Linked DNA regions of Homo sapiens: region 1 is linked to region 2. A link is an interaction called in ENCODE POLR2A ChIA-PET data of the cell type or tissue named here. Cell type or tissue: Panc1. All regions are shown on one strand. Links, peaks and the distances in the headings refer to the core of each region. The heading gives the core; the rest is flanking DNA. Region 1 holds the start of NOP53-AS1 (NOP53 antisense RNA 1). Region 2 overlaps C5AR1 (complement C5a receptor 1).

Region 1 (17,097 bases), core at 4,477-12,476, 450 kb before region 2:
CCATCTCAAAAAAAAAAAAAAAAGGAAAAGGAAAAGGCCTACTGCCGGACCTGGCACAGCCTGGTCATTCATTACAGAACAATAGTCACTCCCCATGAACCCTCTCCGTGCAGAGGGGATCGTCATGGAAAGTGCTAGAAACAGGCAGTTGAGTTGAGGAGTGAGGGTGCAGGGGCTTATCTCTGAGCCTGTTTCTCCATTTGGAAGTTGGGTGTAATTGCCTACAGGAAATGTTCACTCATTTAACAAATAGGTACTTCATAACCACCTGCAGTCCCAGTTTCCAGGGATACAGCAATGAATAAATAAACAAAGTCCCTTCCTTCATGGGAGTGATCTGGCAGGTAGAGACAAAGGGCAGGAAACAACATGAAAACAGCACTTCCATTAGATGGTTGATGTGAGCAGTAAGCGAGTTTATACAGGTAGGAAGAACTAGAGCTCTGACTGGCACACGGGGATAACTCAATAAACTCAGCCTGATGAGGTGGCTCACACCTGTAATCCCAGCACTTTGGGAGGCCGAGGCAGGCAGATCACCTGAGCTCAGGAGTTCAAGACCAGCCTGGCCATCATGGTGAAACCCTGTCTCTACTAAAAATACAAAAATTATCCCAATGTGGTGGTGCACGCCTGTAATCCCAGCTACTTGGGAGGCTGAGGCAGGAGAATCACTTGAACCCAGGAGACAGAAGGCAGTGAGCTGAGATTGCACCACTGCGCTCCAGCCTGGGCGACAGAGCGAGACTGTATCAAAAAAAAAAAAAAAAAAAAAAAAAGGTTAACTCTATCTGGGATTTCCCTGTCCCCAGATCCCCTAGTCTTTACCTCTTAGAACCCTAAGCAAAGTTCAAGTCGACTCCACCCACCTCAGTCTGATCCCCCTGATCTTGGGAGGATTTAATGAGCAAGTGCATGTAAAGCAACACAGGGCTGGGCAAAAAGTGAATGACCCACAAATAGAGCTATCTTCTGTGACTCCCAGAGCCCTCAACAAAAACTCAAACCTCTGCCTGGGCAACATAGTGAGACCCCATCTCTATAAATACAAATTATATATATAGATATGTATATACACAAAAATATATATACAAAATAAATATATACATACCATATATATTTTTTTGTTTGTTTGTTTGTTTGTTTTTTGAGACGGAGTCTCACTCTGTTGCCCAGGCTGGAGTGCAGTGGCACAATCTCGGCTCACTGCAACCTCTGCCTCCCAGGTTCAAGCAATTCTCCTGCCTCAGCCTCCCAAGCTGGAGCTACAGGCATGCGCCACCATGCCCAGCTAATTTTTGTATTTTTAGTAGAGACAGGCTTTCATCATGTTGGCCACACTGGTCTCCAACTCCAGACCTCAAGTGATCTGCTCACCTCGGCCTCCCAAAGTGCTGGAATTACAGGCTTTGAGAACCGGGCCCGGCCCCAGCCAATTTTTTAAAATATTTTGTAGAGACAAGGTCTTGCTATGTTGTCCAGGCTGCTCTCAAACTCCTGGGCTTAAGTGATGTTCCTGTCTCGGCCTCCCCAAGAGCAGAGATTACAGGCATGAGCTACCTCTCCAGGCTCAAATTTCCGAATTTTTTAAGGACACCAGTCATGATGGTTTAGGGACCATCCTACTCCAGTATGACCCCAACTGATTATATCTGCAACGACCCTACTTCCAGGTAAGGTCACATTCTAAAGTACGGTGGGTTAAGACTTCAATATGCCAATTTTGGGAGTGGACCCAATTCAACCCATAACAACATCATTCAGGCTGGGCGCGGTGGCTCACGCCTGTAATCCCAGCACTTTGGGAGGCCAAGGTGGGTGGATCACGAGGTCAGGAGTTCGAGACCAGCCTGGCCAACATGGTGAATCCTCGTCTCTACTGAAAATACAAAAATTAGCCAGGCATGGTAGCGGGCACCTGTAGTCCCAGTTACTCCGGAGGCTGAGGCCGGAGAACGGCGTCAGCCCGGGAGGTGGAGCCTGCAGTGAGCAGAGATCGCGCCACTGCATTCTAGCCTGGGTGACAGAGCGAGACTCCGTCTCAAAAAAAAAAAAAAAAAAAATAGAGATGGAGCCAGGCGTGGTGGCTCACGCCTGTAATCCCAGCACTTCAGAAGGCCAAGGCGGGCAAATCACTCGAGGCCAGGAGTTCAAGACCAGCCTGGTAACATGGCAAAACCCCATCTCTACTAAAACTAAAAAAAAAAAAAAAAAAAAAAAATTAGCCGGACCTAGTGGTGCATGTCTGTTGTCCCAGCTACTCAGGAGGCTGAGGCTCGAGAATCGCTTGAACCCAGGAGGCAGAGGTTGCAGTGAGCTGAGATCATGCCACTGCACTCCAGCCTGGGTGACAGAGGGAGACTCCATCTCAAGAAAAAATGAAAACTAAAAATAAATAAAAATAAGAATAGATATGAGGTCTCACTATGTTGCCCAGGCTGGTCTCAAACTCTTGGGCTCATGCAACCCTCCTACCTCGGCCTCCCAGAATGCTGATTACAGGCACGAGCCATCATGTCCGCCCCATGTGTTCATTTTTAGATCTGTAGGACAGTCATGGTTTTCCCTTTTTTCCCATAATTATCTTGTAACAACATTATCCTCAAGAAGGCCCTCTCTAAGCCCCTGGCTCCTCCATCGCTGGCCAAGCCACTGTGGTTGTCACAGGTCCCGTGCCCTCACTGATGTCCTCAGCACACTCTGCAAGTGGCCGGGCTCAATGCAAAAGCTCACAGGACCTTTTGTTGACCAGGCTCAGGGCTGAGAACTTGCCAGGGGCCTCAAGAGAGAAGGGACATCACTGCCTCTGCCACTGTGAACAAAAGGGCCTCTGTTGCCCAGAAGTGGGGGATGCTGGAGGAATTAGTAATGACTTCTGGGCTGGGAGGCCATCCCCCTCCCCTTTTCTCTCTCTTTCACACACACAAACACACACATGACAAATGGTAACACACAAGTGATCTCCTTCACCCATTTACACAATTGCACATCCAGACAAACCCAACCCAGAGACACAACACATCAAACACCTTTATTCAGCCACACAGCTATACAAAAGCACACCTTGTTCTCAATACATGACAGCCCTGGCCAAGCGCAGTGGCTCATGCCTGTAATCCCAGCACTTTGGGAGGCCGAGGTGGGCGGATCACTTGAGGGCAGGCAGGCATTCAAGACCAGCCTGGCCAACATGGTGAAACCCCGTCTCTACTAAAAATACAAACTAGACGGGTGTGGTAGCGGGCGCCTGTAATCCCAGCTACTCGGGAGGCTGAGGCAGGAGAATCGCTTGAACCCGGGAGGCAGAGGTTGCAGTGAGCCAAGATTGCATCACTGCACTCTAACCTGGGCAACAGAGTGAGACTCTTGTCTCAAAAATAAAAAACAAACAAACAAAAAAATTCTACTACATTAGGTAGGGAGAGAATGGGCAGTTTTCACAGGTTGAAGACACAAGGCACACTCCCAACGTTTTAAAGGTTGTGAATATAAGCAAATTCCAAATGCATATTTCCAGCCCAGGAATTTTCTCTGAATTCCAAATTTTTACCTCCAACTGCCTACTTCACATCTATACTCGGGCGTCTAATGGGCATCTCAATCACGAGTTCCCATTTCTCCCCTGCACCTGCCCCACCTCTGAGCCCCTCCTTCCTCAGTCTTCCCCATCTCAGGCAATGGCAACTCTAGACCAAGTCCAGAAACCTTGGAGTCACCTTTGGCTCTTTTTTATTCCCCTTGTACCTCGGCCAGTTACGGTGGATCTACTTTCAAAATATATTCCTAGGCTGGGCGCGGCGTGACTCACACCTGTAATCCCAACACTTTGGGAGGCCGAGGCGGGCAGATCACCTGAGGTCAGGAGTTCGAGACCAGCCTGGCCAATATGGTGAAACCCCGTCTCTACTAAAAATACAAAAATTAGCTGGGCATGGTGGCAGGCGCCTGTAGTCCCAGCTACTCAGGAGGCTAAGGCAGGAGAATCACTTGAACCTGGGAGGCAGAGGTTGCAGTGAGCCGAGATCACGCCACTGCACTCCAGCCTGGGTGACAGAGCAAGACTCCATCTCAAAATAAATAAATAAATAAACGATACAAACGATACACGTAAGCTAAAATGTACCATTAGGGATATTTTGTGCATTGACACTGTTTTGCAGCCATCACTCCTGTCTAGCTCCAAGATATCTTCTTCACCCTAGACGTTGCCCCGTATTCATCAAGCAGCCCCTTTCCACTTCTCATCTCCCCAGGAGTCCCTGGCTCCATGAATCTGCTTTTTGCCTTAAAGGATTTGCCTGTTTTGGATATTTCACATAAATGGACTCGTACAACAGGTGACCTTTTGTATCTGACTTAGCATAACGTTTTTGGGTTTTTTGTTGTTGTTGTTTTGAGATGGAGTCTCACTCTGTCGCCCAGGCTGGAGTGCAGTGGTGCGATCTCAGCTCACTGCAACCTCCGCCTCCTGGGTTCAAGTGATTCTCCTGCCTCAGCCTCCCGAGTAGCTGGGATTACACGCGCCCACCACCACGCCTGGCTAATTTTTGTATTTTTAGTAGAGACGGGGTTTCACCATGATGGCCAGGCTGGTCTCGAACTCCTGACCTCAAGTGATCCACCTGCCTCGGCCTCCCAAAGTGCTGGGATTACAGGTGTGAGCCACTGCACCCGGCCTAGCATAACGTTTTTGAGGTTCACACACATTGTAGCACGTATCCACCTCACAGTTTTTGCATTTACTGTGCCCTCTGCCTGGAACAGTTTTCCTTCAGATAATTGCCAGTTTCTCTCCTCGCTTCCTTCATATCTTTGCTCAAATGTCACTTTTCTTTTCTTTTCTTTTTCTTTCTTTTTTTTTTTTTTTTGAGATGGAGTTTTGCTCTTGTTGCCTGGAGTGCTGGACAACAAGGCTGGAGTGTAGTGGCACAATCTCAGCTCACTGCAACCTCCGCCTCCCGGGTTCAAGCGATTCTCCTGCCTCAGCCTCCTTAGTATCTGGGATTACAGGTGCCTGCCACCACACTCAGCTAATTTTTATAAAAGTAGAGACGGGGTTTCACCATGTTGGCCAGGCTGGTCTCGAACTCCTGACCTCAGATGATCTGCCCGCCTCAGCCTCCCACCAAGTGCTGGGATTACAGGCCTGAGCCACCATGCCTGGCCAAAATGTCACTTTTCACTGTGACCTCCCCTGACATCCTATTTAAAACTGCAACCCCTCCCCCAACATTCTGTGCCCCCTCTTCCTCATGGCCCTCGTCACCTCTGACATTCTATGTATCTTACCAATAATGATTTTGGTTTTTTTTTTTTGAGACAGAGTCTTGCTCTGTTGCCCAGACTGGAGTACAGTCGCATGATCATGGCTCACTGCAACCTCGACCTCCTGGGCTCAGGTGATCCTTCCAACTCAGCCTCCCAGGTAGCTGAGACTACAGGTGCACATCACCATGCCTGGCTAATTTTTGTATTTTTTTCACAAAGATGGAGTCTCACTATGTTGCCCAGGCCAGCGTGAAATTCCTGGGCTCACGTGATCCACCAGCCCTGGCCTCCCAAAATGCTGGAATTACAGGCATGAGCCACCACGCCCAGCCTAAGCATGATTTTTTCATGTTCTGTTCCATCTCTCCCTACTGGAATGTGCACCTCGAGTTTTTCTTTTTGGTTCTCTTTCCTGGTATGTGCCCAGAAACTAAACAGTGAGTGGCACGTGACAAGCACTCAAATCCTTGTCAGATAAATGCATCTTTAGGAAAATATTTAGTAAGTTTACTGTTGGCTGAATGCAGTGGTTCAGGCCTGTAATCCCAGCACTTTGGGAGACTAAGGTGGGTGGATCACCTGAGGTCAGGAGTTCGAGACCAGCCTGGCCAACATGGTGAAACCCTGTCTCTACTAAAAATACAAAAATTAGCTAGGCGTGGCGGTGTATGCCTGTAATCCCAGCTACTAGGGAAGCTGAGGCACGAGAATGGCTTGAACCCGAAGGCGGAGGTTGCAGTGAACTGAGATTGTGCCACTGCACTCCAGCCTGGGCGACAACAGCAAGACTCTGTCTCAAAAAAAAAAAAAAAAAAAAAAACCTTACTGTTGAGTCGCTTATATTAATGAATACAATTTCGAACATTATTCATTTTCACAAAAACCATCTATAAAACCACAAGGCGAGGCTGAGGCAGAAGAATTGCTTGAACCTGAGAGGCGGAGGTTTCAGTGAGTCGAGATCGCGCCACTGCACTCCAGCCCGGGTGACAGAGCGAGATTCTGTCTCAACAACAACAACAAAAAAACCACATGGCACTTATCTGAATGTTCACAAACATTTAAAACAATTAAATCATGTAAAAACCGTATGTGAAACAGGAAAGCAAACTCGGTCATTTGTTAGCACCAACCAAGGAAATTCTTATCTCACTCTCCCTGCGATAACTCCCCTCTCTCTCTCTGGGCCAGCACCAGGTGCTTGGAATTCAGGCATGTTGGTGGGGAGGGGGTGTCTGTTTAATTTCCTGCTCAAATAAGCCTTTGTACCTCCTTAAAGGGAAAAGGCATATTTCAGATTTAAAATTTTTTTTTAAGTAGGGCTTATAGGCTCTTCTTCCACTGGGTGCAGAATTTTCCAAAGACCCACTGAGTTCCCGTCAGGCCTCTTCAGTTTGCCAGGAACATAGGCACACTGAAATTTGTATTGTACCACAATACAAATGCATACGGTGCGAGGCGGGAATCTGGTATAATTTATTCTGGTCAATACGGTACTCAAAGTAGCCATCCCGTTATTTGTGTGCTGGCTACACAAAGGTATACGGTATCTGCAGGTGTCTGGGAGCATTCTGCAGTGCAGGTGACTTCCTCAAATGCCACCTTCTCAGTGAGGTCTTTTTTCTTTTAAAAATATATTTTTTACATAAATCTTCAGATGTACAGATCAGCAAATTTTCCATATGTATAATATCATTTAACCACCCCAGATCAAGATATGGATCATTTCCAGTTCCCCAAGTTTTTCTCACACATCCTCCCAGTTAATTCCCTCATAAGGGTCACCACTGGCCTGACTTATTTCACCATAGATCAGTTTGGCCTGTTCTCAAACTTCATATAAACGTAATCACATACTGTGTACTCTTTATGTCTGGATTCTTTCCCTTGACATTATGTCTATGGCGGGTGGATGGATGGATGATGGATGGATGGATGGATGGATGGATGGATGATGGATGGATGGATGGATGGATGGATGGATGGATGATGGATGGATGATTGATGGATGGATGATGGATGGATGGATAGATGATGGATGGATGGATGGATGATTGATGGATGGATCAACGGATGCACAAGTGGATGAGTGCATGAATAATTGGATGGATGAGTGGGTGGATGGATGGATGGATGGATGGATGGATGGATGGATGAGTGGATGCTAAACCTAATGATTTTTTTTTTTTTTGAGACGGAGTCTCGCTCTGTTGCCCAGGCTGGAGTGCAATGGCGTGATCTCAGCTCACTGCAACTTCCGCCTCCCGGGTTCAAGCGATTCTCCCGTCTCAGCCTCCCGAGTAGCTGGGATTACAGGTGCCCGCTACTACGCCCGGCTAATTTTTGTATTTTTAGTAGAGATGGGGTTTCACCATGTTAGGCTGGTCTCAAACTCCTGACCTCAAGTGATCTGCCCGCCTCAGCCTCCCAAAGTGCTGGGATTACAAGCGTGAGCCACCATGCCCGGCCTAAACCAAATGGTTTTAGCAGCCATTGATGATGGTTGCCCATGGATGGATGGATGAGTGGATGGATGGATGAATGAATAAATGGATGGATGGATGAGTGGATTAGTGAATGGATGAGTGGATGAATAGTGGATTATGAGTGGCTGGATGAATAAGTGGATGGATGGATGGATGGATGAATAAATGGATGGATGGATGAGTGGACAGATGGGTGGGCAGTTGGGTGGATAAATGGGTTGATGGGCAAGTAGGTGAGTGGACAGGAGTCTAGCCAGGTGAGGTTTCCTCCCAGAAGGAAGACCACTGATATGACATCCTGTCCTTCACACCCACCTTCTTTCTCCTCTCTCCTACTACCCTCAGTCCCTCCTGCTGTTCAATGCTCCCTGGACACCAGCAGCAACTGCGCCTGCCTGGTGGTTCACATCTAGCTGGAGCTCCAGCTAGTGGGCAGGGAGACATAGTGCTGCTCCCAGCAGCCACGCTGCAGCTCCATGCCCACTGGGAAAACACCTAGAAAGACAGCTGGGCCTTCAAGCCAGAGGCAACAAGAGGCTCCAAAAATCAACTGCAAGGAGGTGGCAGCCCTAAGTAGACACCTGCTGGAATTCTGGAATTCAGGATGTCCAGGTAACCAGAGCATCTCTGCCCACCTGGGGCTTCAGATGGCCTGGATTCCAGTCTAGTCACGGCAGTGCCTTCTACCCTCCTCAATATCTGTGTCTTGACGTGGAAGTAATCACTCAGTTTTTTGGTTGGTTGTTTTTTTGGAGACAGAGTCTCGCTCTGTCACCCAGGCTGGAGTGCAGTGGCATGATCTTGGCTCACTGCAACCTCTGCTGCCCGGGTTCAAGTAATTCTTCTGCCTCAGCCTCCCTCAGCCTCCCAAATAGCTGGGACTACAGGCACATGCCACCACACCTGGCTAATTTTTGTATTTTTAGTACAGACAGAGTTTTACCACATTGGCCAGGCTGGTCTTGAATTCCTGACCTCGTGATCCACCCGCCTTGGCCTCTCAAAGTGCTGGGATTACAGGCGTGAGCCTCTGTGCCCAGCCAATCACTCAGCTTTTTAAATGACATTCATTTGTTGAAGAAAGCAGGTTGATTGGGTTTCCTACTGTCTAGATTTGACTGGTTTCACTCTGTGGTGTCATCTAACATGCTCCTCTGTCCCTAGTATATTCTATAAACTGGGAGTTAAATCTAGACTCTACTGGCCAGGTGCCATGGTTCACACCTGTAATCCCAGCACTTTGGGAGGCTGAGACGGGCCTATCACTTGAGGCCAAGAGTTTGGGACCAGCCTGGCCAACAGGGTGAAACCCTGTCTCTACTAAAAATAGAAAAATTAGCCAGGCGTGGTGGCGGGCGCCTGTAATCCCAGCTACTCCAGAGGCTGAGGCAGGAGAATCACTTGAACCTGGGAGGTGGAGATTGCAGTGAGCAGAGATCACGCCACTGCACTCCAGCCTGGGTGACAGAGCAAGACTCCGTCTCAAAAAAAAAAAAAAAAAAAAAGAAAAGGAATTGATTGTGGTCCTTTTTCTTTCCTTTTCTTCTGAGCTCCTTATATAGTAAAAATCACACAGCACTTGGCAATGTGCTGGGCACTGCTGTCAGCATTTACAGCATAAATAAAGTAATAGGTATTACCTCATTTAACGATAGACACTAGTATTCTCTCTCTTGAGGCTCAGAGAGGTTAACTTCCTCAAAGACACACAGCTGGTAAGGGATGGAGCCAAGATGTGATTCCAGGAGCTTGGCTCCAGAGTCCATGCTACTAACCAATGCCCTGTATCACCTGCATCAGCAGGCGTTGATTAAGCACCTTCTGCATACAAGGTTCACATGACCCCTAATAGTTAAAGATGTTTAGGATGTCAGAGGAGAAGCTGTAGTTCCCTGTTCATGGAGTTCAGATGGGAATAATCGGACTGAGAAGACTTGAAACCAACCCCCCAGCTTTTAGGTGGGGAGCCCGGTATTGCTCTTGATTCTACTTCACGTGGGTGGGGTGGGGAGAAGGGTGCAATTCAGGCTGACTTTCTGGAGTAGAGGGGCTTGAGGACAAAGGGGCAGGAACCCAGTGGGCCAGGGAGAGGGGCCCAAGGCTGATGTGCCAACAAGAGGAGGGGTGAGGCGGCCAGACTTGAACGCCAGACTCAAGGTTTGGATGGACTCCCGCCAGTGACAGGGGCAGAAGCGAAGCCTGGGGAAAGCAGCTGAGATGGGGGAGGGGACATCAGGGCATGTTTCAGGTAAGTTCTGCTCATAAGTGTCTGAAGCCGAGTTGTGACTGGCTTAAGCACTTCGCTCGTGTAATGGAAAAGCCTAAGGGAGGGCTTCAGGCACAGCTGGATCCAGATGTTCTGACGTCATCTCCCTGAGTCTGTCTCCCTCTATCTCTCGTCTCTCCTTCCTTAGGTTCCCTACTACCTCTGGTGACTCACAGGACTGGAAGCCCAGAACCTCTATGTGGAATCCTAGACCACCACAGCTTTGGGTATGTGACACCCTGAAATTCTGTCCCTGGAGGGGGAAACATTCCTTCAGCCCCTAGGGGTTCTAGGTAAGGTCCCAGACTGGCAATGGGAGAAAAGACAGGTGGGTGGTTGTTAGGGGTGAAGCCTGACACCCTTGCTCACTGAAAAGCGGCAAGGGTTTGACAGATCTGTCTCAGCAACTTCTCGCCCTGCCCCCACCATGGCAGACACATGGCCCTAATGGCCAGGGACCCCTGTCCGCCTCCAGGCCCACTGCCAGAATCCACACCCTTCCCTCCTGCTCACCCTCTACCTTAAACCCCCCGTCTCCCACTCTCCAGGTCAGGAACCCCTGCTGGCTCCCGCTCCCCAACTCCAGTGGGCCGCAGTCCCGGTCAGGGCCAGTGTGGAGGCCTTTGTAACCAGTGTGAGCCACTCAAGTCTCACCAACTGACCCCCAAGCCACAGCCCCTAGACCTCCAGAAGGCCCCCTGGACAGACCTAGGAAGCGGTCTCCATGGACCTGCTCCTGCCCATTCAGAAAGCAGCACTAACCCGCTGGCCCTCCCAGGGTCTAGCTGTCACCCTGCCTGCTGCAGTGTGACCCCTTGAGGGATCCTGAGCAGGAGTGACAGGAGAGCTAGGGCCGCTTGGGACCTCCCAGACTGTCTGGTTCCTGGCACAGGCTCAAGGCGCCTCCTGGCGGCCACTGTCTCCCACGTCCAGATTCTCCTTGAACTTGGGCGGCCCTGCATTTGATGGTCACACAGGATCAGGGAGTGGGGGCATTATTGATCACGCAGGACCATGGTGGTGCTATGAGGTTGCTCCCAGCCCTGAACACCCCCTCCCCGGGCAGTTCTCAGCAATGGATACCCTGCCCCGGCCTCCTGGCTGACCCTCCTAGGGTGCCTTCCAGCCTTGTGTGGGCAGGCTGGGGAGTAGCTCATCCGCAGCCCCGATTCTCTCCCACACCCTCCCCGCCACCTCTGCTCAGTGCCCTGTGCTGGTCCCCACCCCCCACCTTTTTCTCCTTCCCCCAGACCTCCCTGCCTTTCACCTGTCACCTTTGGTCTACGTGCAACTCCTACCCAGTCCCACTGCCTCAAATGCCACAAACCCACACGCTGACCACACATCTCTCCCTGCCAGGTCCCCAGAGCTCTGGTTCCTGTGTCCGCCAGCTCAGCAACATCGCCGTTCACAAGCCAAACGGGAAGCTCAGGCCTAATCCAGCCAAAGCCTCATCTGAATTTCTCTGCCCCAAAACCTACTCTCACTTGAGTTGTGTCTACCCATTAACATGGATTTTTTTTTTTCTTTTTTCTTTTTTGAGACAGAGTCTCGCTCTGTCCCCCAGGCTGGAGTGCAGTGGTGGGATCTCAGCTCACTGCAACCTCTGCCTCCCGCGTTCAAGTGATTCTCCTGCCTCAGCCTCCTGAGCAGCTGGGATTACGGGCGCCCACCACCACGTCCAGCTAATTTTTGTATTTTTAATAGAGGCAGGGTTTCACCATGTTGGCCAGGAGTCCTCTGACCTCAAGTGATCCACCCCCCTCAGCCTCCCAAAGTGCTGGGATTACAGGCGTGAGCGTGAGCCACCACGCCCAGCCTTTTTTTAAAAAAAAAAAAAAAATAGAGACAGGAGTCTGAGCAAGATGGCTCATGCCTTTAATTCGGTCCTTGGGAGGCTGAGGCAAGAGGATCACTTGAGTCTAGGAGTTTGAGACCAGCCTGGGCAACATGGGGAGACCCCATCTCCACTAAAATAACAAAAATTAGCCAGGCATAATGGCATGCACCTGTGGTCCCAGCTACTTGGGGGGCTGAGGTGGGGGGATCACCAGAGCCTGGGGAGGTGGAGCTTGCAGTGAACCATGATCGCACCACTGCACTCCAGCCTGGGCAACAGAGCAAGACCCTGTCTCCAAAAAAAAAAAAAAAAAAAAAAAAAAAAAAAACTGTAATGCATGATTGTCTCTAGCACCTAAATAGAAACCACTCCAGGTATCTTACAGGGAATTGAGTGCTTACAAAATCATGGGAAGCTGGCCGGGCGCGGTGGCTCACACCTGTAATCCCAGCATTTTGGGAGGCCGAGGCGGGCGGATCACGAGGTCAGGAAATCGAGACCATCCTGGCTAACACAGTAAAACCCTGTCTCTACTAAAAAAAATTGAAAAAATTAGCCGGGCACGGTGGCGGGCGCCTGTGGTCCCAGCTACTCGGGAGGCTGAGGCAGAATGGCGTGAACCAGGGAAGCAGAGCTTGCAGTGAGCTGAGATCACGCCACTGCACTCCAGCCTGGGTGACAGAGCAAGACTCCGTCTCAAAAAAAAAAAAAATCATGGGAAGCGGAAGCAGCAGCTCTAGGCCAAGCCCTCAGAAATGACACCCAGGACAGCACTGAACTGACCCAGCAGGGGCACTGCTGTCTCCAGTTCCGCTGCTGGAACTGCTCGGTTCAAGGACGCCAGGTCCAGCTGCAATTCCGGGATCACTCCTGCCGTCCACGCCTCACAGGGTGTCTCTAATTGTTGGCACCGAATTCTCATCCAGAATCCCAGCTGCTGAGGTGTCTGGGAAATACAGATGTTGCTTCTAACCTCTGATGAAAGGATGGAGGGAGGTCAGCCCTGCCCACCCAGCACCCACCACCACGAAGAGCGTGGGAGCACGTGGAGAGGACACAGAAAAGCAGATCTAAGGAAGAAAATAAAAATCCGCCAGGCAGGGCGTGGTGGCTCACACCTGTAATCCCAGCACTCTGGGAGGCCGAGGCGGGTAGATCACCTGAGGTCAGGAGTTCGAGAACAGCCTGGCCAACATGGCAAAACCCAGTCTTTACCAAAAAGACAAAAATTAGCCAGGCGTGGTGACACATGCCTATAATCCCAGCTACTCGGGAGGCTAAGGCAGGAGAATCGCTTGAACCCGGGAGGCAGAGGTTGCAGTGAGCCGAGATGGTGCCACTGCACTCCAGCCTGGGGGACAGAGCAAGATTCTATCTCAAAAACAAAAACAAAGGAAGAATCCTGTCGATTCCTTTTTTTTCAAGTTTGCTCCATTACAGAAAATTTGGGGCCTGGCTCAATGGCTCACATCTGTAATCCCAGCACTTTGGGAGGCCGAGGTGGGTGGATCACTTGGGGTCAGGAGTTTGAGACCAGCCTGGGCAACATGGCAAAACCCTGTCTCTACTAAAAATACAAAAAGAAAAAAATTAGCCAGGCATGGTGGCGTGGGCCTGTAAGTCTCAGCTACTCAGGAGGCTGAGTTTAGGGGATCACTTAAGCCCAGGAGGTTGAGGCTGCAGTGAGCTGAGACAGAGCCACTGTGCTCCAGAATGAGACCCTTTCTCAAAAAAAAAAAAAAAAATTGGAAATGCTGGAAAAAAGAGTAAGAAGGAGTCCTCTGAAATCCTCCCACTCAAGAGACTTTTGGCATGGGGGTTTGTCTGATGAACGCCAGTGTGGACGGCAGCAGATCCTGTTTGCTTTTTCCCACAAAGTATCCAAACACAAACACCTCCCAGTGGCTGCAGGCACTTCCGACCCCTCAGTTAATGGCCACAGAGGTGGCGTCCATGTGGCCAGGGCCCGCCCCATGTCCATGACCACGTTTCCTCCCATTCTGCAGAACGTTCTCAAGGACCGGCCTGTGCAAAATGCTCTTCCCCAACTTCCGGCTGTTTCTGTAGGCCACGTTCCCAAGCGTGCAATCACTGCGTCAAAGGGTCAGAGCATTTGGGAGGAGCCTCTGGCACAAATTGCAAGTTTCTGCATCTTTTTAAAATCATCTTCCCCTACCCTAACATTGTTATAACAGCAAATGCTCACCTAGAGCTTCCCCTGTGCCAGGGCCTGTTCCGATCGCTTTCCGTGCAGACTCACTCATCCTTGTAATAACCCACAGCAAGATAAGCACTATTGTTATGTCCATTTTACAGATATGACACTGAGGCACAGAGAGGTTGAGTAACCTGCACAACATCACACAGCCAGTATGTAACAGAGCGGGTCTGAAATCAGGACACGGACTCCACCATGCTCTTCACAACCCCATACTGCTGCCTACAGATGGTCTCCATGGTTTGTTTTTGTTTTTGTTTTTGTTTTTTAAAGAGACAGGGTGGCGGAGATTACAGTGAGCCAGGATCGCATCATTGCACTCCAGCCTGGGTGACAGAGCGAGACTCAAAAAGGAAAAAAAATAGACAGGGTCTCACTCTGTTGCCCAGGCTAGAGTGTAGTGGCACGATCACCGTTTACTGCAGCCTCAAACTCCTGGACTCAAGAGATCCTCCCACCTCAGCCTCCTGAGTAGCTGAGACTATGGGCACATGCCATTATGCCCAGCTCATTTTTTTTTTCTTTTAGAGATGGGGTCTTGCTATGTTGCCCAGGCTGGTCTCACTCCTGGCCTCAAGCAATCCTCCCAACTCAGCCTCCTGAAGGGCTGGGATGACAGGAGCAAGCCACTACATTCGTCTGGTCTCCATCCTTCTAAAAAGCAAAGTCATACCCATGCCACAAGCTTTTTGTTTTGTTTTGTCTTGTTTTTGAGATGGAGTGTCACTCTGTTGCCCAGGCTGGAGTGCAATGGTATGATCTCGGCTCACTGCAATCTCCGCCTCCTGGGTTCAAGCCATTCTCCTGCCTCAGCCTCCTGAGTAGCTGGGATTACAGGCACCTGCCACCACGCCTGGGTAATTTTTGTGTTTTTAGTAGAGATGGGGTTTCACCATGTTGTCCAGGCTGGTCTCGAATTCCTGACCTCAGGTGAGCCACCCACCTCAGCCTCCCAAAATGCTGGGATTACAGGCGTGAGTCACTGTACCTGGCTGATGCCTGAGGCTTTTATAATCTGGAGGACCCGCTTTAGGAAAAATAATACCAAGTTACAGACTCAAAAGCAGGTGCAGGGCCATGATAGAAACCTGTGCCATTACATGGCCCCGAAACCCCAATGTGCCATTTCCCTATTAGGACACTTTCAGTTAAAGTCAAGGGAATTTTTCTGTGCATACCCCCATACCCCACCACCTAGATTCTGCCCTTAACATTTCAGTGCTTTTGTTTTATGGGGCATCTGTTCATTAATCCACCTTGTTTTACGTTTTTTTTTTCTTTTTCTTTTTTTGAGACAGAGTTTCACTCTTGTTGCCCAGGCTGGAGTATAATGGCGTGATCTCAGCTCACTGCAACCTCCGCCTCCGGGGTTCAAGTAATTCTCCTGCCTCAGCCTCCCAAGTAGCCTAGCCGGGATTACAGACGCCCTGCCACTACACCCAGCTAACTTTTGCTATTTTTAGTAGAGATGGGGTTTCACCATGTTGGCCAGGCTGGTCTCAAACTCCTGACCCTCAGGTGATCCGCCTGCCTCCCAAAGTGCTGGGATTACAGGCATGAGCCACCGCGCCAGGCCTGTTTTACATTTTTCAAAGGAAACTGCAGACATTAGTGAAATTCGGCTTGTAAATTGTTAGCCAGAGTTCTGTATTTTGTTTTAGTCTCGCTGTCACCCAGGATGGAGCACAGTGGCATCATTATACTATGCTGCAGCCTCCACCTCCTGGGCTCCAGCCTCAGCCTCCCGAGTAGCAAGGACTACAGGAGCACAACACCATGACTAAATAATTTAAAACTTTTTTTTTTTTGAGACAGGGTCTCACTGTGTCACCCAGGCTGAAAGGCAGTAGATTTTGGCTCCCTGCAACCTCAACCTCCAAAGCTCAGCTGATCATCCCACCTCAGCCACCTGAGTAGCTGGGACTACATGGCACACACCACCATACCTGGCTAATTTTTTCCATCTTTTGTAGAAACCAGTGGGATTTTGCCATGGTGCCCAGGCTGGTCTTGAACTCCTGGACTCAAGCAATCCACCCACCTCAACCTCCTAAAGTGCTAGGATTACAAGTGCCACTGCACCGGCCTAAAAAATGTTTTTCTAGAGATGGAGTATCGCTGTGTTGCCCAGGGTGGTCTCCAATTCCTGGCCTCAAGCAATCCTCCTGCCTGGGCCTCCCAAAGTGACAAGATTACAGGCGTGAGCCACTGCGCCCAGCTGAATTCTGTACTTTTAGGCTTCTGACATAAAATTCGGATGTGAAATGTCATTTCTGTGCAAACACCCACAAACCCCTTTGCTGTGGACCCCCCATTTCACACACGGAAACAGACACATTTTCCCAGGCAATTAAATACCAAGGACTTCCTGAGGACACTAAGTGTCCAGGCCACAGAGTTTGTCCTTGAGTGGCTGTGACCACCCTCACCCCTGGGTATCCAGGAATGTGCCCGACGCTCCAATCGCCGTGTCCGGGCATTAAGAGCTTCCTCCCCATTTCCAGCAGTTTCCTTCAGTCACCCCTGGCAGAGTCACTGGGTCAGAGGCTGGCCTCCTTGATAGATGGTGTTTTTTTTTTTCTTTTTTTCCTGAGATGGAGTTTCACTCTTGTTGCCCAGGCTGGAGTGCAGTGGTGCGGTCTCAGCTCACTGCAACCTCCGCCTCCCAGGTTCAAGTGATTCTCCTGCCTCAGCCTCCCAAGTAGCTGGGACTATAGGTGCGTGCCACCATACCCAGCTAATTTTTATATTTTTTAGGAGAGATGGAGTTTCGCCATGTTGGCCAGGCTGGTCTCGAACTCCTGACCTCAGGTGATCCACCCACCTCCACCTCCCAAAGTGCTGGGATTACAAGTGTGAGCCACTATGCCCGGCCTCATTTTTACCTCTCCCTACTGCTCTATCGTCCACACATCCACCCCCCGCCGCCCCCAACACACACACACACAGCTGTTTTCCTACCTGCAGAACACACCTTTTTATTTAATATGGGAGGGGGAAGAACAGCAGAAATAGCTCC
Region 2 (9,846 bases), core at 1-8,000:
GGCCACAGGAAGCCCAGGACCAGCCGGACGATGGCCACGGCTCGCTCCCGCCGTTTGTCGTGGCTGTAGTCCACGCCACACAACACCTTTGGTGGAAAGTACTCCTCCCGGACCACCCGGTACAGGAAGGAGGGTATGGTCAGCAGCAGGGCTAAACCCCAAGCCACGGCACAGGCGATCCAGGCCAAGCCAGCCCCTCGGAAGTTCTGGCACCAGATGGGTTTAAACACCAGCAGAAAGCGGTCGGCGCTGATGGTGGCCAGGAGCAGGATGCTGGCGTACATGTTGAGCAGGATGAGGGAGGGCAGGATGCTGCAGGCGGCCCCGCCAAAGGGCCAGTGGTGATGCTGTACAATGGACGTGAACAAGATGGGCAGCGCCAGGCAGGAGAGGAAGTCGGCTACCGCCAAGTTGAGGAACCAGATGGCATTGATGGTCCGCTTGGCCTCGAATGCCGTCACCCAGACCACCAGGGCATTGCCCAGCACTCCCACCAGGAAGACGACTGCAAAGATGACCAAGGCCAGGATGTCTGGAACACGCAGCGTGTTAGAAGTTTTATCCACAGGGGTGTTGAGGTCCAGGGTATCCTTGTCATCATAGTGCCCATAATCAGGGGTGGTATAATTGAAGGAGTCCTAAGGGGAATCGGAGAGAGCAGAGAGGATGAGTCTGCAGACATGTGCCCGGGTAGGGGGCATCCTGGCTCAGGCATGTGGCTTTTCCCCTGTGTGGCTTTTTCTCACTAGGAAATGGGGATGCTGAGGGCTGAGAGTCAACTAGGGTGTCACACCACTTATTAAAATATTGAGGCAGATGCCGTAGCTCACGCCTGTCATCCCAGCACTTTGGGAGGCCGAGGCGGGCGGACTGCTTGAGCCCAGGAGTTTGAGAATAGCCTGGGCAACATGGCAAAACCCCGTCTCTACTGAAAATACAAAAATTAGCCAGGCGTGGTTGCACTTGCCTGTAGTCCCAGCTACTCCGGAGGCTGAGGTAGGAGGATCACCTGACCCCAGGAGGCAGAGGTTAGAGTGAGCCGAGATCATACCATTGCACTCCAGCTTAGGTGACAGAGTGAGACCCTGTCTCAAAAAAAAAAAAAAAAAAAAAATGAAATGATTCCATGCTAGTTGGACCCCTTGCCAGTCTGCCACCTCTCCCCTCAGTCCCATCCTGCGAAGCCCCTGGGCTTCCCCACGATCCAGCAGCCTAACGTCAAAGTCTAGCCCTACTGGCCGGGCACGGTGGCTCACACCTGTAATCCAGCACTTTGGGAGGCCGAGGTGGGTGGATCACGAGGTCAGGAGTTGAAGATCAGCCTGACCAATGTAGTGAAACCCCGCCTCTACTAAAAATACAAAAATTAGCCAGGCGTGGTAGTGGGCGCCTGTAATCCCAGCTACTTGGGAGGCTGAGGCAGAAGACTTGCTTGAACCCAGGAGGCAGAGGTTGCAGTGAGCCGAAACAGCCCCATTGCACTCCAGCCTGGGTAACAGAGTGAGACTCCATCTAAAAAAAAAAAAAAAAAAAAAAATAGAACAAAAAGGTCCTGATCACTTCTTCCCAGACAGAGCTGAAGGAAGCTGTCATGCACCCAAGAAAGAAAGGCTGCAGTCCATGGCAGCTGGACTGGAGAAAGCCTTGTAGGTGAAATCTGTGTCCAGAGGCACCAGACACTGCAGTAAAGCACCCATCAGGGCACTGAGTGATCACCCGAAAGCAGCCAGTACTTACTGAGCACCTACTATGCATGCGGCATGGAATTTGCTCTTTCCATCCTGACCACAACCTACAAGGAGGTTCTGTTAATATGCCCATTTCAGGCCAGGTGTGGTGGTGCACACCTATAACCCAAGCACTTTGGGAAGCCAAGGTGGGCAGATCACCTGAGGTCAGGGGTTCGAGACCAGCCTGGCCAACATGGTGAAACCCCGTCTCTACTAAAAATACAAAAATTAGCCAGGCGTGGTGGCGGGCACCTGTAATCCCAGCTACTCGGGAGGCTGAGGCAGGAGAATCACTTGAACCTGGGAGGTGGAAGTTGCAATGAGCTGAGATAGCGACACTGCACTCCAGCCTGGGCGACAGAGTGAGACTCCACCTCAAAAAAAAAAAAGAAAGAAAAAAAAATGCCCATTTCGCTGATGAAGAAGCACGAGGCACCAGAAGGTGAAGTAGGCTGTTCCAGGTCACTCAGAGAGGATGTGAACCCATACGGGCTGGAATGCAAACCAGACAGGCTGCCCCTGACCATTTCCAAGAGGTGAGTTTTGTGACCTATGGAGCTAGCCCAGTCCTGAAGGCCACTTTGACACCAACCCAGAGAAAAGGGGACAGCAAGAAATAGAAATCATTCTGGAAATACTGAGAGCTGTATTTGCAGCTCTAAATATTTGAATTTGCAGATGGAGTTTTGTACATTTTTTTTTTTTTTTTGAGATGGAGTCTCACTCTGTCGCCACGCTGGACTGCAGTGGCACGATCTCGGGTCACTGCAACCTCTGCCTCCCAGGTTCAAGCGATTCTCCTGCCTCAGCCTCCTGAGTAGCTGGGACTAAAGGCACCTGCCACCACACCCTGCTAATTTTTGTATTTTTAGTAGAGACAGGGTTCCACCATGTTGGTCAGGCTGGTCTCGAACTCCTGACCTCGTGATCTGCCTGCCTTGGCCTCCCAAAATGCTGGGATTACAGGCATGAGCCACCACACCCGGCCTGGTTTTTCTACCTTTAAAACACTCACCTCAAAGATTAAATAAGATGAAAAATGCCTAAGCACCTAGCACAGCGCCTGACACAGAGAAGAGGACAAGAAGTGGCAGCCATTGGTATTATTATTTGTCAGTTATTGAAGAGCTCAGATCCACATCCCTGAACCACTATATATATATATATATTTTTTTTTTTTTGAGACTGAGTCTCACTCTGTCACCCAGGCTGTAGCTCAGGGGTGTGATCTTGGCTCACTGCAGCCTTGACTTCTCAGGCTCAAGTGATCCTCTTGCCTCAGCCTCCCAAGCAGCTGGGACTACAGGTGCATACTACTGTGCCCAGCTAATTTTTAATGTTTTTTTAAAGAGGAGGGTCTCACTGTATTGCCCAGGCTGGTCTCGAACTCCTGGGTTCAAGCAATCCTCCGGCCTTGGTCTCCCAAAGTGCTGGGATTACAGGCATGAACCACCACGCCCAGCCCCGTTTTATATTTTTTTTTTTTTTTTTTTTTTGAGACGGGGTCTTGATCTGTCACCCAGGCTTATGTGCAGTGGTGCAATCATGGATCACTGTCACCCCAGCCCCTCTGGCTCAAGCAATCCTCCTGCCTCAGCCTCTTGAGTAGCTAGGACTACAATTGTGCACCACCACACCCAGCTAATTTTTGTATTTTTTTTCTTTTTTTTTTTTGGTAGAGATGGGTCTCGCTTTGTTGCACAGGCTGGTCTCAAACTCCTAACTTCAAGCAACCCTCCTGCCTTGAACTCCCAAAGTGCTGAGATTACAGATGTAAGCCACCATGCCTGGATAGTTTTGTTTTTTTTTTTCTAGTTCCCTTACATTGCACCTGCCCAAGGTTAGCCAGGCTATGGGCAGTGGGCATTTACTGGTGGAATCATATCCATGAGTAAATTATTGAAAGATAAGATGTCAGTATCTGCTAATGAGTGAATGAAAAAGGTGGGGTTTAGCCACGTGGTGGAATATTACTCAGCTATGAAAAGGAAGTGCTGACACATGCTGCAATGTGGATGAATCTTGAAAACATGATGCTAAGTGAAAGAAGCCAGTCACAAAAGGCCATTAAAAATACAAAAATTAGCCAGAGTGTTGGCGCGCACCTGTAATCCCAGCTACTCCAGAGACTGAGGCAGGAGAATCACTTGAACCTGGGAGGCGGAGGTTGCAGTAAGCTGAGATCATGCCAATGCACTCCAGCCTTGACTGAGCAAGACTCTGTCTCAAAAAAAAAAAAAGGTGATAGAAAGATGGATGGATATAAATAAACGGATGGATAGATAACGAATGGGTGAATGAGTGGATGCATGGATGATGGACAGATAGATGACTGATGGACAGACAATGGATACATGGAGATATGATTGAGAGATAGATGATAGATAGATAGATGATAGATACATAGATAATGGGCTGGGCATGGTGGCTCATGCCTGTAATCACTTGAGGCCAGAAGATCAAGACCAGCCTGGCCAACATAGTGAAACCCCATCTCCACTAAAAGTACAAAAAAATTAGCTGGGCCCAGTGGTGTGTGCCTGTAGTCCCAGCTACTTGGGAGGCTGAGGCAGGAGAATCGCTTGAACCTGGGAGGTGGAGGTTGCAGTGAGTCAAGATTGCGCCACTGCCCTCCAGCCTGGGCAACAGAACAAGACTCTGTCTAAAAAAAAAAAATAGCTAGATAACGGATGGATGGATGGATGGATGGATGGATGAATCGATGGACAGATGGATGGATGGATGGATGGATAATGGAGAGACAGATACAGTAAATTTGGAGAGTCTAGGTAAAATGTATATGTATATGAGCCTGTTCCATTCTTGTCATTTTTCCGTAAGTTTGAAAATATTTCCAAATAGAAGGTTAACATTTTTAAAAATATTTTCACTGGTAAACAGCCCCTGCCCTCAGCCACCCACTTCTTCTATTGCCCGCTCCCAGCACCCTAAGTTCCTGTTTCCTACTCTGGGACACCCCCACTCCAGGTCGCCATGTTCATGTCACTAAAGAGTTAATGCTAGGTGCAGCAGGAGGCCCTAGACCCTGCCCAGGGGACCTCTGCACTTTAGCACATTGTTAAATATTTTGAATGTTCCCTTTGGCTGTGACGCATGAAGGTAAATTTTGCCTCTGCTGGTTTCGCAAGCTCCCAGCAATCCTTGACTGCAGAATGACTCAGACCCTCGTAAGGGGAGCCTCCCCACCCTCTGCTCTGACATCGCCTTGTCACTCCCTCATCAGCTGACAAAGCTCCGTTCCTGCCATGAGCTCACTCAGTCCTTTCCTCTGGTTGACTTCAGAAAGGCAGAAAAAATACGCTGATTCCAACGTCCTGTGGTTTCCGGGATCTTCAGACGCAAACGGCTTGCAAAGTTTGCCACTGCAGCACCTCTCCAAAGACTGGAAATAACTGACATGTCCAGCAAGAGGGGACTGGCTAAATTAATGATGGTACATCCAGGCAACAGAATACTACACAGCTATCAAAAAGAATGGAAAAGTTGGCCAGGTGCAGTGGCTCATGCCTGTAATCCTAGCACTTTGGGAGGCTGAAGCAGGGGGATTGCTTGAGCCCAGGAGTTCAAGATCAGCCTGGGTAACCTAGCAAGACCCTATCCCTACAAAAAGGAAAAAAACAGACAAAAAGAATGTTTATATAATGATGTGGAAAGACCTCCAAGATCTAGGGTGAGGCCAGGCGTGGTGGCTCACGCCTGTAATCCCAGCACTTTGGGAGGCCAAGGAAGGTGGATCACTTGAAGTCAGGAGTTCAAGCCCAGACTGGCCAACATAGTGAAACCCCGTCTCTACTAAAAATACAAAAATTAGCTGGGTGTGATGGCAGGCACCTGTAATTCCAGCTACTCAGTAGACTGAGGCAGGAAAAACACTTGAACCCAGGAGGTGGAGGTTGTAGTGAGCCGAGATCGTGCCACTGCACTCCAGCCTGGGCAACATAGCGAGACTCCATCTCTAAAAAATAAAATAGGCTGGACACGGTGGTTCACGCCTGTAATTCCAGCAATTTGGGAGGCCCAGGCGGGTGGATCACCTGAGGTCAGCAGTTCAAGACCAGCCTGACCAACATGGTGAAACCCTGTCTCTACTAAAAATACAAAAATTAGCCAGGAGTGGTGGCGTGCGCCTGTAATCCCAGCTATCTGGGAGGCTGAGGCAGAAGAATCACTGGAACCCGGGAGGTGGAGGCTACAGTGAGCCGAGATCGCTTCACTATACTCCAGCCTGGGCAACAAGAGCAAAACTCCATCTCAAAAATAAAATAAATAAAGTAAAATAAAATAAAATAGTGAAAAATAAACGTAGGTAGCTGCATTGTGGCACGTGGCCCACATATTGGGCAGTGCAGGTCCAGGGCCACTCTGGGGGTTCTAATTGCCCGGCACTATTCCATGTGCTTCCCAGGTGTTGGCTTAGTAATTTCCTAATCACAGTGCATATCTATGTGACAATAGCACAAAGGGCAGGGTACTATTATTCTTCCTAAATTCACATGCTCATTAGAGGAACAACCCTTGTCTGTTGCATGGAGAAAGGGGCAGAGAGCAGAAGCTGGGAGGAAACGGAGATTGGAACTGTCCAGGTGACGTGAGGCATGACGGTGGCTTAGACAAGGGTGCTGGCCGCAAGATGTGAACGATCGGATGAGAACAGGGTGAAGGAGAAGGCGCAGTACCTACAAGAACAGCCATAATCATTGCCAGGCTGTCCTGAGCCTTTCTCGTGTATTATCTCATTGAACCCACAAAGCAACCCTAGGAGACTTACTTGTTGCAACAGCAACACTCATTTTCCAGAAGAGAAAAATGAGGCTACAGAGAAATGAACAGACCTCTCCAAGTCTTCTCGGTTAGCAAGAACAGAGACAGGAGAGAAACTCCTGAGAGCTGAGCCCCAGAGCCCTCTCTCTCTTTTTTTTTTTTATGAGACGGAATCTCGCTCTGTCCCCAGGCTGGAGTGCAGTGGCGCGATCTCAGCTCACTGCAAGCTCCGCCTCCTGGATTCACACCATTTGCTAGCCTCAGCCTCCCGAGTAGCTGGGACTACAGGTGCCCGCCACCATGCCTGGCTAATTTTATTTTTAGTAGAGACAGGGTTTCACCGTGTTAGCCAGGATAGTCTTGATCTCCTGACCTCGTGATCCACCCACCTCAGCCTCCCAAAGTGCTGGGATTACAGGCATGAGCCACCGCGCCCAGCCCAGAGCCCTCTGTTTGAGTGGCTACCAGGCAGGCCTAAAGTGCATTGGGAGTGGGGGGGCATGCATTCTAGGCAGAAAGGAGAGAGGAAGGGCAGGTGGTGCACAGCAGAAACGAAAGGTCAGCATGGCTGGCAGGCGGCCAAGATAGGACTGGAAGGTCTGCAGATGCTGAGTTAAAGAATGTGGCTGGACGCCAGGCGCGGTGGCTCACGCCTATAATCCCAGCACTTTGGGAGGCTGAGGCGGGTGGATCACGAGGTCAGGAGTTCGAGACCAGCCTGGCCAACATGGTGAAATCCCGTCTCTACTAAAATAAAATACAAAAATTAGCCGTGTGTGGTGGCACGCACCTGTGATACCAGCTACTTGGGAGGCCGAGGCAGGAGAATCACCAGAATCCAGGAGGCAGAGGTGCAGTGAGCCAAGACTGCACCACTGCCCTCCAGGCTGGGTGACAGAGCGAGACTCTGTCTCAAAACAAAACAAAACAGACCAAATATTAGAAGCAAACTAAATTTCCATTGAAGGGGATGAAACCTCCTACTAGCATATTACTCAGCTGATAAAAGAAAGAAAGAAGCACCAGGCTGGGCAACATAGCAAGACCCCACCTCTACAAAAAATTTTAAATCTAGCTGGGTGTGGTGGCATGCACCTGTAGTCCCACCTACTCAGGAGGCTGAGGTGGAAGACCTCAGTAGACCCTGTCTAGAAAAAAGAAAAAAAGGAGGAGGAGGAGGAGGCAACTCCCTTGAACTACACGGGAATGAAGTACCTTCCTCAAGGTTAAGGGGAAATTAATGAATGCCTAATACAACGCCTGGTATGCAGTAAGCACTCAATAAATGCTAGTTAATAATACTATATGTTATTCATTTAAAAAAGCCAGATGTAGAGTACTGTACAAAACATACTGCCATTTATAAGGCTGGGAAAGGATAGAAATGTCACCCACATTGAGCGCCAACTGTATACCAGGCACTGCTACAAGAACTTTTCATGCATTCACTCAGTCAATTCTCTCAACTAGCCTATGATGTAGATTCTAGTATTATCTTCACCTTAAAGATAAGGAGAAGGAGGCTGGGTGCGATGGCTCACGCCTGTAATCCCAGCACTTTGGGAGGCCAAGGCGGGAAGATTGCTTGGGGCCAGGAGTTCAAGACCAGCCTGGCCAACACGGTGAAACCCCGTCTCTACTAAAAATACAAAAATTAGCCAGGCATGGTGGCAGGCACCTGTAGTCCCAGCTACCTGGGAGGCTGAGGCAGGAGAATCACTTGAACCCAGGAGGTGGAGGTTACAGTGAGCTGAGATCACACCACTGCACTCTAGCCTGGGCAACAGAGCAAGACACTGTCTCAAAAAACAAAAAGATAAGGAGACAGAAGCACGGAGAGGACAGATCTCCGCAACTATTTCATAGTAGAGACAGAAGCTGAGCTCGGTTTTGGGGTTCCCCGCATCACACTAGTCCTTACTTTGTTCCCTAAGCATCTGTGCTCTCAGGCATCTGTAAACTGTTTCTGGAAGGATCCACCACAAACTGGCATCCCATGGTTGCCCCAGGTAGGGTAGGAGGCAATGAAAAGGAGTCAGAGGGCCAGGTAGGGTGGCTCATACCTGTAATCCCAGCACTTTGGGAGACCAATGTGGGTGGATCACGTGAGGTCAGGAGTTCAAGACCAGCCTGGCCAACATGGTGAAACTCCGTCTCTACTAAAAAGACAAAAAATTAGCCAGGCGTGGTGGCGCATGCCTGTAATCCCACCTAGTCGGGAGGCTGAGGCAGGAGAATTGCTTGAAGCCGCGAGGCAGAGGTTGTGGTGAGCCAAGATCGTGCCATTGCACTCCAGCCTGGGCGACAAGAGTGAAACTCTGTCTCAAAATAAAAGGAAAGAAAAGGAGTCAGAGGCTCTGGGGTAGGCAGGGAGAATGAGTTTTTTTTTTTCTATGTTTGTTTTTTGAGATGGCCCTGTTGCCAGGCTGGAGTGCAGTAGAGCAATCTCGGCTCACTGCAACCTCTGCCTCATGGGTTCAAGCGATTGTCGTGCCTCAGCCTCTCAAGTGCTGGGACTACAGGCGCCCGCTTATATGCCCAGCTAATTTTTGTAGTTTTGGTAGAGACGGAGTTTCACCATGTTGGCCAGGATGGTCTCAATCTCCTGACCTTGTGATCCGCCCGCCTCAGTCTCCCAAAGTGCTGGGATTACACGCATGAGCCACCGCGCCTGGCCGAGAATGAGTTTTTACCAAGTATCATTTGGTACTTTGGAAAATGTTTTGGAAAGAAAAAAAAAAAGAAGAAGAAGAATCAGAGAGTCCCGTTTGCCCAAGTCGGATCTCAAGGGTGGAATGCAGGAATGAAGCAACATCAGACCCCTCCCTGGTCCATCCAAACCATCTTCCGTTTCCTCTTTGACACAGATGAAGCAAGGCAATGCCTGTGTTACAGCAGGTGCTGAATCGCAGCTCTGCTGGCTCAGTGCCCAGGCCTCCAGACGCAGGGATGACAGGGACCCTCATTTAGCCTGGGGTGCATTCCTTCTGACACTCACAGAATCCATGGCATAACCTGCTTCTGCCACCAACCATGGAGGGTCCCCATCCATCTCTGCTCCTGCCTGGGCCTCAGTTTCCCCATCTCTGTCATGCAGAACATCTCAAACGACCAGGCATAATGGCCTCATGCCAGTAATCCCAGAGCTTTGGGAGACCAAGGTGGGAGGATGGCTTGAGGCCAGGAATTTGAGACCAGCCCTGACAACATAGCAAGAACCCATCTCTACAAGAATAAAAATTTTAAAAATTAGCCGGACATAGTGGTGCATGCCTGTGGTCCCAGATACTCAGGAGGCTAAAGAGGGAGGATCACTTGAGCCCAAGAGTTCAAG

The links. ChIA-PET counts read pairs that join two places held together with the same protein. Peaks named below come from ENCODE experiments on the same cell type or tissue, not always from the same donor. Only the 100,000 strongest peaks of a DNase experiment are listed, where the experiment ranks them.
Region 1: POLR2A ChIA-PET joins it to region 2 with 14 read pairs; 2 of 35 experiments call an interaction of 5 or more read pairs at or near these places.

The regions. Positions count from the first base shown.
Region 1 is chr19:47,759,891-47,776,987 of GRCh38, reverse strand. NOP53-AS1 (NOP53 antisense RNA 1) reads left to right here and starts at 8,148. Exons shown (of 3, transcript NR_132382.1): 1 at 8,148-8,366; 2 at 10,169-10,247. RefSeq lists silencers at 9,540-9,800, 10,542-10,836. In Panc1, for the core only: CTCF peaks have their summits at 10,716 and 10,927 (motif pointing left); no DNase peak of the experiment used is centred there.
Region 2 is chr19:47,310,573-47,320,418 of GRCh38, reverse strand. C5AR1 (complement C5a receptor 1) reads right to left here. Exons shown (of 2, transcript NM_001736.4): 2 at 1-638. Among named protein-coding and RNA genes, the nearest start is that of C5AR1, 5.6 kb to the right of the region's middle. RefSeq lists an enhancer at 4,753-5,047 and a silencer at 5,004-5,199. In Panc1, for the core only: no CTCF peak of the experiment used is centred there; a DNase peak (open chromatin) is centred at 4,868.